Regions from separate parts of the Homo sapiens genome. Here region 2 is linked to region 1. The links are chromatin contacts, found by Hi-C in ENCODE. All regions are on one chromosome and are shown on one strand. The core of a region is the stretch at or near the end of the contact, and the rest is flanking DNA. Distances in the headings are between cores, read along the strand shown.

The links. Hi-C counts contacts between places; a loop is a spot of excess contacts on that map. Pooled maps may share reads with other maps.
Region 2: a map with no recorded cell type shows a loop between it and region 1 (9-fold over the local background). The contact joins two enhancer-like sites. A Hi-C loop is called at or near these places in 2 of 37 single-sample maps with no recorded cell type and 2 of 50 pooled maps.

What each region holds. Positions count from the first base shown.
Region 1 is chr3:98,553,333-98,559,760 of GRCh38, forward strand. No RefSeq gene overlaps it. Among named protein-coding and RNA genes, the nearest start is that of GPR15, 25 kb to the left of the region's middle. RefSeq lists enhancers at 2,451-3,650, 2,702-3,021, 3,152-3,231. Within about 2 kb of position 3,024, at least 6 of the 41 ENCODE cell types and tissues checked have a DNase peak (open chromatin) inside an H3K27ac peak, as active enhancers do.
Region 2 is chr3:100,102,262-100,108,395 of GRCh38, forward strand. All of the region lies in intron 1 of CMSS1 (cms1 ribosomal small subunit homolog), which reads left to right. The region is part of intron 1 of FILIP1L (filamin A interacting protein 1 like); the gene reads right to left. Among named protein-coding and RNA genes, the nearest start is that of FILIP1L, 9.2 kb to the right of the region's middle. Within about 2 kb of position 2,055, at least 8 of the 41 ENCODE cell types and tissues checked have a DNase peak (open chromatin) inside an H3K27ac peak, as active enhancers do.

The DNA of each region.
Region 1 (6,428 bases), core at 1,774-4,273:
TTACAGTTCGTTGAAAGTGTATCCTCACTGAGGAGAAGCCAGAGGCAGAAAATTCTTCCGGCAATGCACATGCAAAACAACACTGACTTTCTGATGTGGGTTAGGTGTGAGTACAATCTTAATCTAAAATGACTCCTTAAATATGCTCCTCTACCTGAGATTAAGGTACTGGGGAAAAAAACGTTCTGAAAGTTTGCTACTTGTTATTCTTTCTAATGAAATACAGGAAAAACTTATTTTTCTTTGGATACACTCAGTGTGAATAAAATTAACTCATGGACCAAATTCCTAGATTTAAACTGGAAGGAAGTAAGCTCTAGAGCCCTATCTTAAATTCCCAGCATTGTTTCAGAAGGCCACTGGAGTCAAACTTTCATAGCCTTAGCATAGAGTTGTTTCATCTGAGGACCTTCTCGTGTGTCCTGCGCTGTCCAGTATATTTCTTCATTTAAAAACTTCAGTTAGATCTTTTCTCTTAATTGCATTTTTACCCAAAAGAATAAGCCAAATTCCTGCAAGGTTTAGGAAATATATGTATATGGCAAAGTACTGGACTAGCGAATATATGGCAAAGTACTTCCTCACTTCACACCCATACTCACAACAGATGTGGCTAATCAACTGCTTCCAGTTCCTGGAAATTGTAAAATATGGTAGTGAGTTTCTCTGTCAACAAATTCTCTGTTGGCCAAAGGAAGTAGCTTCTGTGTCCTTCCTCTTTTAGTCCCTTCAGGCCTTTCAAAGTGCTATTAATATATACTATAAAAGCTTTGTTAGGATCTATGTAATAAATCATTACCTCATAGAAATAGATCATTCCCTGTAATTAACCTTTTACCAGCATTACTAATCAATTATGCTTCTCTTTCTTATCTGCTCCTGTTAATCTTGTAACATTCCATATGTTAAGTAGAAATCATAACTAATTAACATTTATCCTTTAGGTAGGCCAGGCTACTTACTAAAAATACTCTGCAAAACAGTTTGTCTTCTTATGGTTTACTGTTTACAACCTGAGCCAGAATCCTTCCACTTCCAAGTAAGACTGGGGTTCAACTGGGGTGGGGAGCACATCAAATGAGGGGGTACATCATTCCCTCCTTGTCTAATGCTTTAAGACTAATCAAATCAAATTCTGTAACACTAAAGTTGGAAAAGAACTCTCTTGATGCTTAAGATAAGTAATTTTTAAGACAATGTAAATACACTTTAACGAAAGGAAAGAAAAAAGGGAAAAAAGACAATGTAATACACTTAGAACAAAAGACTTGTCATACACGATACATAACACAAAAGATTAGCTTCAGGAGAATGTAGATAATTGCATGATGGTAGATTTTTATCTTTCACTCATTTGTTCAACAAACATCAACCATTACCAAGCCAAACACTTGCCAGATACTGTTTTAGGCATTGTATATAGGCTCATCCTAGACTTTAAAAATTGTCTGGAGAGTAACCACCAGGTCGCCATACATAATATCCCTGGATTGGTCTAAAACAGGTAGGATTTGGGTGGATGAATTGTAAATCTGATCCAGTTTGGCATTTCTTATGATCTAATAACAATTCATTGTGTATATTGATTTAAGAAAATATAGAAACATAATACTACCTAATGCAAACTCTTTGATCTGAGTGATAAAGAATTTGTATAAATAGACAAAAATAAACACCCAGACTGAAGTCCTACCTGTTCACTTGATTAAAACTGTATCTCTTTAAAAGATGGATACTTTGGCCAAATAGTTGGCTTTTTCTGTTCTACGTTCTGAGCTACACCAGTTTCTCCAACATCAAAGTTTCCTTTTCCACCACCTTAATTCGCCATCCTGCTGTCCAAAGCTCATAACTTCAGAGCTTCACTTTGTCCCCAGACTTATACACTGAATTCCAGTGAACCAGAAAGAATGCTCATGGAATACAATTAGTGACTAAACAATTCCAAAACGCTATTGGTTTGCTTTCTTTCTAGACGATGTACTTAGAAGAACAATAATAAAATTTCAAAGGGACCAAAATCTTTCTTTCTACTCCTCTCACATGAATCACCACCTCCTTTGCAAACAAGTGATTATTTACAAAGCTTGTTAAAAAAGTAGTTTAGGCTTGCATTTCATTTAGAATTGCTCTATTGCTCCATATTTTGTTTTCCCCTATGATTTAAGAATAGTTTTATTGTACATATCTTTACAAATATTTAAATCAAAGAGAATTACTGTAGTTTAAAAAATAGAAAAACGGGGCCAGGCGTGGTGACTCACGCCTGTAATCCCAGCACTTTGGGAGGCTGAAGCGGGCGGATCACCTAAGGTCGAGAGTTTGAGATCAGCCTGACAAACATGGAGAAACCCCGTCTCTACTAAAAATACAAAATTAGCAGGGCATGGCGGCACATGCCTGTAACCCCAGCTACTCGGGAGGCTGAGGCAGGGGAATCGCTTGAACCCAGGAGGCGGAGGTTGCGGTGAGCCGAGATGGCGCCATTGCACTCCAGCCTGGGCAACAAAAGCGAAACTCCGTCTGAAAAAAAAAAAAAGAAAGAAAAAGAAAAAGAAAAACAACAGAGGAAAAAACACGGCATGGGTTATGAAAACAGTTATCGAAACAAAAGATTATCTCAGGTGAAAAAAGGAAATTGACAGCGCTACGTAAGCAAAAAGATCTCAGATTGTACTTGTTGACCAGGAGGTAACTGGTAATTAGGAAAGTAAACATTTCTGCCCTCATCTACTATGCAAAACTACATTGTCTTTTCATAAAATTTTGCAGAATCTTACCTTAAAGGGGAAGATCACAGGTTACTACATCACTGCTTTTTTATTCAAACTAAAAATCATACTTCAGTGTTTTTAAAAAGTTAAATGAAATCCAGAACGCCAAATAAAAGGCCAATAGAGAAAAAGAGAAGGAAGCCAGATGCATGCCTGTATTTCTGGAAGGAGAGTTTCTCAAAGGCTTTTTTTTGAAACCTCCTTAGCTAGAGCTAAGGTTTGAGGTTAGCTGAGCATCGCGTGCCATTCTTGAAGGGTCCTAGGCACTGACTCATTTGCTTTATCATTTCTCATGAAAGCAAGAGGTGGCAGCCATCACCAGAGAGCAAAGGGGTGACTTGGTGACTGATCTCATTACTGAACTAAGGAGAGCACTCTCACGCAAAGTTCAGAACCTCCCCACACCCAGAGAAACTCTGCCAGTTCATAGAAAAGAAGTTATTTCCACCCAAGAAGACAAGTGGCAACTGGAAACAGATGTGAAGAAAACAAGAATAAACACCTTTTTCAGAAATATAACAACTGTAACAAATAATCAGTTTTTCCAGTTCCCACCTGTACACCATGCTCTCAACTATATACTGCAAGTTAAAACAGAATTGATCATGGTTCTGTATTTTTAAATTCTCTCGCTTTCTAAATACATCACTTCACTTTTAACAGTCCAAAGAGCTCTTTATAATTTACTTCCTCTAAGGTAAATTTAGGTGCAATTTTAATAGACTGGTAGGGGCAAATGCCTCATTCCCACCCAAAGGGTTGAGGAATGAGTGATGGACACGGTGAGCTAGGAGAAGTAGAAAGTGATCAGTGCCCTGTGGGAAATAATGGGAATGTCACAGGTTTCTTCTTTTCTGGGTCACTGGGGCATGCCTTTTGATTGAGCATAACACAGATTAATGTCATTGCCTGTGGATTTTGGAAGGAAATTGCAACAACTTTGGTTGATCACTTACTGGAGTAGAGACGGGGAGAGACAGATACTTTTCTACTTTACATGCATTTCTATTTCAATCCTTTAAGCAACCAGGAGAGTAAATATTTTTATTCCAATTTTAGGATGAGAAAGTGGACACATGGAGTTAATAGAAAAGGAGAGTAAAAATGATGGAATACAGGCAGACTGGCCCCATTGTCAAACCGTAGTCTGAATGTTTCAAAAGCACATCTGCCTTTTTTGTGACCAATAACCAGCATTTTTGTATAACTACAATTAGTGAAGCATGTCCTCATATATTATCTCAATTTATCCTCATTAAAGCACAGATAGAATGTGCTATTCTTAAGCTTGTTACTCAGGTGAGAAAAACGAGTTTCAGGGAATTCTCAAGATCACTCATCCAGGAAGTGATAGAGCCACCACCAGAACCCAAATCTTGTGCCTTCAAATCAAATCCTCTCCTCTTTCAGTTTTGCCTCTCACCTCTCATCTCCACTCCCATCCTCTTATGATTCATGGGAAGGTTGTGAGCTGCCGTAGACTCTCACACCCACTTGCAAGCTGAACTGGAGCTTTAGCCTGTCAGCTACACAGCTTCCTTGTAGCACTTGAATTTTTCATCAGTTATTTGCACCTTAATATGACAAAGGATATGAGATGAGGTTTTTTTGTGACACATTGTAATAACCCAAAGTTGTTAGTTTACATTAGGGCTCACTCCTGGTGTTGTATATTCTATGGATTGGGACAAATGCGTAATGACATACATCCACCATTACAGTATCATACAGAGTAGTTTCACTGCCCTAAAAATCCTTTGTGTGCCACCTATTAATCCCCCCTACTCCCCACAACCACTCATTTTTTTACTCTGAGATGAGTTTTTAACGGTAGGAAAAAAAAAGAAAATTTGAACAAACAGAAATACAGAAGATGAGGGCATTTAGTACTTAAAATATGTGGGATTATGTGGGTGGGAGAATTGAAGATCTAAGGAGAAACTGCAACTTTGTAAGTGAATTAGAGACACATCTTTCTCTTCCCCACCCATCCTCCCGTCTTGATAAAGACTCAGCTCAGTGGTTTGCAAACATTTTTTTAAATTTAATTTTATTTTATTTTAAGTTCTGGGATACACGTGCAGGATGTGCAGGTTTGTTACACAGGTAAACGTGTGCCACAGTGGTTTGCTGCATCTATCAACCCATCACCTAGGTATTAAGCCCAGCCTACGTTAGTTATTTATCCTGATGCTCTCCCTCCCCCGACTCTGACAGGCCCCAGTGTGTGTTGTTCCCCTCCTTGTGTACATGTGTTCAAAAACCCTACCTTGAAGTCAAAGCTTACATATATATACATCACATATTAGGTAAGAACATAATTGACATAAATTTGTGTTGGAATAAAAGCATAGCTATTTTAATCAGATTTATAGTCCTATATGTACTTCAGCATTCACTTCAGCTGTTTGGAAAAAAAGAACAAAATAAGAAGCTGGATCTCTCTCAACCCTTATGTCAAAATACATTTCTGGTGCAGTGATGTGCTAGAGTTGGCATATATCAGCTGGCAAGAGCCAACTGTGCACATCTTTTCCTAACTCTGTGTTCAGCGAAGTCACATGGGCAGCTTGAAATTGGACATGATGGGAGTATTTACACTTTGGAAATTGGCAAATACTACAATTCAGAGCTTTTTGTTGTTGTTTTGAGAGCCAATTTTGTAGTCATTGCTACTGGTAGGAAAAAACTAGTATCTTATTAACTCAGAAGATAATATGGGAGTTTTCCTTTGAACAATTCCCAGTGTGGTAGGGAAAGCTTTATAAAACCTAAAATCTTTTTCTAAAAGATACATTTTACACAAACACATAGACCAATGGAACAGAATAGAGAACTCAGAAATAAGACTGCACACCTACAACCATCTGATCGTCGACAAACCTGACAAAGACAAGCAATGGGAAAAGGGTCTCTATTTAATAAATGGTGCTGGGAGAACTGGCTAGCCATATGCAGAAAATTGAAACTGGATCCCTTCCTTGTACCTTCTACAAAACTAAAACTCAAGATGGATTAAAGACTCAAATGTAAAACCCAAAACAATAAAAACCTTAGAAGAAAATCTAGGCAATACCATTCAGGACATAAGCACAGGCAAAGATTTCATGATGAAAACACCAAAAGCAATTGCAACAAAAGCAAAAATTGACAAATGGGATCTAATTGAACTAAAGAGCTTCTGCACAGCAAAAGAAATTATCATTAGAGTGAACAGACAACCTACAGAATGGGAGAAAATTTTTGCAATCTATCTGATGGGCAAAGGTCTAATATCCAGAGTCAACAAGGAACTTAAACAAATTTATAAGAAAAAAACAACTCCTTTTAAAGGTGGGCAAAGGACACGAATAGACACTTCTCAAAAGAAGACATTCATGCAGCCAACAAACATATGAATAAAAGCTCAATATCACCTATATTAGAGAAATGCAAATCAAAACCATAATGAGACACAATTTCATGCAAGTCAGAATAGCAATTACTACAACATCAAGAAACAACAGATGCTGGTGAGGTTGCTGAGAAAAGGGAACACTTTTACACTGTCAGTGGGAATGTAAATTATTTCAACCATGTGGAAGACAGTGTGGCAATTCCTCAAACATCTAGAAGCAGAAATACCATTTGACCCAGCAATCCCACTACTGGGTA
Region 2 (6,134 bases), core at 805-3,304, 1.5 Mb after region 1:
CCACATCCTCTCCAGCACCTGTTGTTTCCTGACTTTTTAATGATCGCCATTCTAACTGGTATGAGATGGTATCTCATTGTGGTTTTGATTTGCATTTCTCGGGTGTTAAGAGGATAACTAAATATCCTTGGAAATGGGATAATAAGGAAAGAGAAGTGAAAGTAGCCTAAGATGTGCACAGAAGAAATTGGATCCTCATCAGCGTGATTTCTGCTTCTCCACAGGTGTGAGATCTCTCTTTTCTTCAAATTACTCCAGTATTTTATCTGTACGTCTCTTGTAACACTTTTTATATTCCATATTGTTTTATATTTTTTGTGTTTTTCCTACTTCCATTACTAAACTATTAATTCTTTGAAGGCAAGGACAATGCCAAGCTGCATTCTGTGTCCTCCGCCATGCTTTGCATTCAGTAGTTACTCCGTGTTTGACTAAATTCATGACCCCAGGGACACTGTGCTTCCTCTGGGTTTGTTCATTTACTTGGCTATGAAAGACAATAATTTGCAAAGCCAACTTTCTCCTTTTTCTGAGATCAGTGACTAAATTATATTAAAAGTATTTTGCAGTGCTATAAGTGTATAGGAGAGAGGTTTTCTGTTTAGGGAATGTTGCTAAGCCCTGTCATCAAAAATAACCTTTCCATCTACCACTAAGTTCTGCCAGAGCATAGCAGATTGGCAAGAGCAGTTGAAAGGAAAAAGCAATGTAATGCCCTCTGCTTATGGCACTACAGGTGCCAGTGGAGGAAAAAAGTGTGAGGTTGAGGCTTGGGAGACTAAGTGCTGTAAAAATGAAGCAGACCGACTGTGGGTACACAGATCTAGTCTTTGTGAAATACCTTCCCTGACTTTTGTATATTCCTGTTCACCCTGTGATTGTAGGCCAGGAGTCTTTAATAGGAAACTGGTGATTTGAAGTCTCCCCACATAAGCAGACCAAGCAGCTTTTTGAAAGAAGCCCACTCAGACCATGGAGAAGGCAGCAGCTCACAGTGGCAGCAAGAGCTATGAGACAGCAAGAGTCAGCCAGAAACACACATGCAGAACCCGAAGTCTTGAGCACAGCAGGAGGTTGGGCAAAGCTGCTCCATTCTGAAGGTTATTATGGCCCCACTGGGGGCTGCCACACAAGTACTGGCATGAAAGCAAACTAGTGTTGGGATAACTGTTTTAATATTTGCAAAATCCACTCTAGGTGTGAGCTCCTTTGTGTAACTGAAGATCTAGAGTCTTTAGGAGTTTATTCCTCAAAACTTGAATCAGGTTTTTTCTAGGCAAGTTGGAAGCACGGATTGGGCAGGTAACAACAACCATTCTTCATGTTGAGCAAAAAGGAGGTGTGGGCAGTTAAGAGCCAAAGTTGAGATGGAGGAGAGAATATTGGTTGCCAGCATTGCACTGTATTAGAAGCCATGGAATGGTCTCTTCCAGCAGCTATTACAAACTGCCCCCTGGGAAATTCAAACAAGAAAACCTTTGGGTTTCACTTCACTGGCCTTGCAATAAACATGTTTGTTCAAATAACAAATTGTTGCATTAAGATAAATCTGTCTGTGTTATCCTAAAGAAAAGAGTCTATGCCCTGTGTGTTGGCAGCATTATCAATGAACAGCTGATATTTATGTAAATATCAACCTTATTAATAAGAATCATGAGCACGGGTCTGCCAAGGTTCCTGACAGCTTGTTTAATCAGGCGCATTAACTCAGAGGTTTTCAGTTAGTAGAAGCGTCCTCTTACCTTATTTGCTTAAAGGCCCAGAGGCCATGTCACCAAATTGGGGCTTCTAGCCATCCACTGAGGAGAGGTGACTTTTCATTTCTCTGAAATGAAGCCAACTGCTCTCTGTGTGTGTTTGGATTGGAGAGCACAGGTTACAATGAGAGTGGCCCTCTCTCACCCCCACCCCCATTGCCAGTCATGCCAAGTTACAGGGTAGGGACTGCAAAGAAGCTTGCTCAGGCAAAGCATCTAGATGGACTGACTGGTAGGAGGCCCCTTTGTGGGATGGCTCACCCTGACCTCTGCCTGAAACTGGAATCAAGACCAAGATGACATAGCTGTGGTCACACAAAGCCCGTTAACTACATCAGTTGTCTTTGTTTATTCAATAACTCTGAGCTACACTTTTTTTTACACAAGAAATGTGACCCACACTTTGTTTGAGATACTCCAGAAAGATGTAGCAATGTGGTTACCATTTTATAAACTTTTAAATAAAACTGTTAGCAGTTCACAACTTTGTTTAAAGAACAATGGCTTGGAACATAGGCCTGTGTTCCCAAGACCCAGAGGACAGTGACCAAGGCAGAGAAGAACCGAGTACAGATCTGGCTGACCAAGGCCTGCTTTGCATGCCCAGGAATCTAAAAGTTAAGCTTGAGGGCCTTTTCCTGTTTTGCAGGAGTAGTAGCAGTGAATTTGACCCGATTGCTTTGGTGATTTGCACTGATGTTCTCAGCTTGTTAGCTTTCATCAAGAAAAACTTTCATCAAGAGAAACTCAGAAAAAACAGGGATGAAAAGAGTCACCCCTGTTATTTTCCCTTACCCCCAAAACTGGCTGAGAATCACCATTTACAGCTTAGCTAGCTCAATATCTAGCTATTGCCATCCTTGTTTCTTCACTTCCATGTTTTTCTACCTCTATAGTTTCTTCTGTCTGTAACAGCCAAAACCTCACCTATGCATTAACTCTAATCTTTCTGTAAAAGTATCTGCCTTTATTTAACTTTCTGCTCATGACATGATTTATGTATATAAGAATCTTCATTTACAGATTGTTTCTTTTACTATACTTAGGTGTAGCTATTGTTCTCTTAGCCTAGTCTTGGAAAGGGTGTTCACAAGTAAGCATTGTTTAAGTCTCATATACTTTCCTCTAACAGCATACAAACATTTATGCCTGTAAAGATTTTTCTGGCCTGTTGACAAGGCTGATTTAGTAGATAATGTATTCTCCTACCAGAGCTTAAAGTTGAAATAACATATAATTGAAGCTGACCATTAATACTGATTTGGGAGTGGCAATATTTAGTTTGTTAAGTACTCAGGAAAGACATGAGCAATAGGAATTTGGACTAGTAATATCTTTTTAGACACATATTTCTCACAACTCAGTTTGGCTCCCTGGAAGGCATTTCTTTTGAATCAACTGCAATTCGTATCTAACAATTTCATAGCTTACAAGTAAGACTGCTATTAAAATGTTAACTAATTCTGGGGCAAAAGGGACTTCCAGGAAGGTTCAGTAATCATTGAACAGGGTGGTTAAAGGGCTATAAGATTAACCGAAAACATAGCACTTCTCATATACCCTTTAAGCAGAATTGATAAGGTATTTCCTAGAGATTAATGACATTCTGAGTTAATAGGCTGAGGGAAGGTCATTAATTCTTACACAAAGGTGGTCTGGAAAGTAGAAATGAAAAACAACTGCTAGGTCAAGCTGATGCAATCCCAGGAGACATTTCAGAAGATCAGTTTCCTTTTTAGAAGCCCATGCTTCTTACTGTTGTCACTCTTCCTTCTCCAAATAGCATACCTCATACTCAGGCTTTTAACCTCCTGGGATGCAAGTAGTTTTTTGAAAGGAGTTGTAAGTTCTCTGTTTATCAAACAAAAACTTTTTTTTAATCAATGAGCTTTCTTTTCTCACTTCAAACTTAGAAACATCATCTTGGAAGTCATTCAATTCACATAGCTTCTCACCATCAGATGGTGTGGACAGAAAGTTGTGCCTGGGAGTCTAGAAGTCAAGACAGACAGATTATACCTCCTAGGGGTTTCAATTAAATAAAATATCCATATGTGCTGTGTATAGCATATGGAGAAAATATGATATTACTGTCAATGGTAGACTAGGATTGATGGAACAATCAGATACAGATACCACATAGTAAATCAGAAGAGGTTGACTTATCAAAAGGATGCAGCAACAAGTCAGTACAGCCAGGATACCATTATGAGCAGAGGTGCAAGCTTCCAGCTGTGGAATACTCTCCAGGGATTTACACTTGCAGATGATAATGTCAGACTGAAAGCTCAGTCCTCTTCCAGGCCAGCCTAGGCATGACTGATTCTACATGTAACCTAATCTGGATCTGTTCCAAGGACCCTCCCATCTAGCCAGATTTATTAATCTCAGGATTATGCAAGATATGGCCCCAGGGACAAGAAGGACTCCAGCAGAAATGAGGGTAATGGTGGCAGATGATCTGGAGCCACCCATCTGAAAACTGCACCCAGAAACCCCACTTTGACTCTTTACCCAAAGAAAGGTTGAGAGCTGGAGAATGATTTCTTAGTTGAAAAAGATCTGCCTTCATGTGTGGGTATCATTTTCTCTAACTGTGTTTCCCTGGTAAGGGCTGTAGGATCCAGAAGCATATGCATGCTCACCTGGCCTAAAGCATGTTGCTCACCTTCCTGCTGTAAATGTAAGCTTCCTTTTGAATGCTTTAGATGAGTTATACCCCATCTGATTCACTCAAATTGTGTCTAACTGGTGGTTGTACTACTCCTAACCTAATGCCCTGATCCCTGTAGTATGTTTTCATATGTCTGGAAAATTTAAGATGCCAGAGGTTATATTGTTGCTTTTTAAAAATATGCAGAAAGTTAATAAGATAACAGAAGTATGCTAAGGGAAACTCTGAGAAAAATATTTTCTGGTCAGTAGATGAAGGGAGCCCCATTACAGTGGTGACTGGCATTTTGCCACCAATGTGTGTCTGACCTAACTCTCAAAGAATAAATACTTATGGATTTTGTTACACAGCCAAGAGATATAAATTTGTAGCTACCAGTTCAAAATGCTTAGTGCTGCAGGTACAGGTGAAAATCTTTATATTCTTCCATACAGTTAAAAAAAAATCCTTGTTTTATATACAGATTAATTCCACTAGACCTAGCTGGACCTTTTGAGTTCTCTTTTCAACTGAAATTGCCTTTTAAAGATGAACTGTCCAGATGTAGATGGGAATATAATAATAGAATTCTATGCTGAAAAAACTAGGTTATTTAGGTCATGATTGCAGTTTTATGATGCCATCTGGGAAAATGACAAAGTGCATGTGGGTTTTAAGTAAACTAAAGTTTTTCTCCCTTCAGTAAGCATTATAGCCTCTTCTGACACTTTGTTGGTAGAATTTCTGAACACTTTGTTTACTTTGAGAGTGATGAATCCACGGGTGTGTCATGATTTGAATTGGAGCTTTCCTTCCGCACATTTGGCAGGTATTTAATGCTTCAGTACAGTCTTTCTGAAACTAACCTAACCACTAAACGATAGGCTAGTAAAACTTGCAGTCTTGTGAGTATAAATGCTGTCTTTTTAAATTAGGAAAGAACAAATAAAACCCTGTTGGAAATTCCTTGTTTTAAAAGGAGTAATTTAACGCTCTACTGTTAACATTCTCCCAAGGTAGTATTACATAAATAATTACTGCTAGACAGGAAGAGTCATTTCCCATTATGGAATAATTTTGCACTTTTAGAAATTTCATTGTCTCCTCAGAATCCTCTGGACTGTGAGGCCATAAACTAACACTTTTTTGATTATGGAATCTTCATTACATGATTTATATTTTATGGTAGAAGAGAGCAAGAGAATTAAAAAAAAAAAAAAAAAAGTTACTTGCTTAGGGCCAGAGAATCTCAGGGAAGGGAAAAGGATGTTTCTACCTTTCTAACATCGGTCAAGAAAATTTCTGGTTTACATTTAATAATCAATTTTCTGGGATTTTTCTTAATGCCAAAACCATGAAATGAGGCATTTTAAATTCATACCTGTCCGTGGATGTGTACTCTAGAGCACTGGTTCTTAACTTAGGGTCCCAAAGAAAATACATGATTCAAATGCTAGTTCCTTTTATTTATAGATGACATTTCTAGCCCATGGCTTCTTAATTCGGTCCAGGGAATCCAAAGTTTTGTGTCTGTGTGCAATCTAACTAGGTCTTGTAGCATTTTTCAGCCTTTCAGAAGGAACTGACCACGTTGTCAAGACTGATTATTTTTTATAGATCCAAGGTATAGCACCATAGTGGGAGTTTTCTATATTAATGATAATGATAATAACAGCCTCTCATTATTGAGCACTTATGTGTCACTAACTGTGCTTATTACTTAC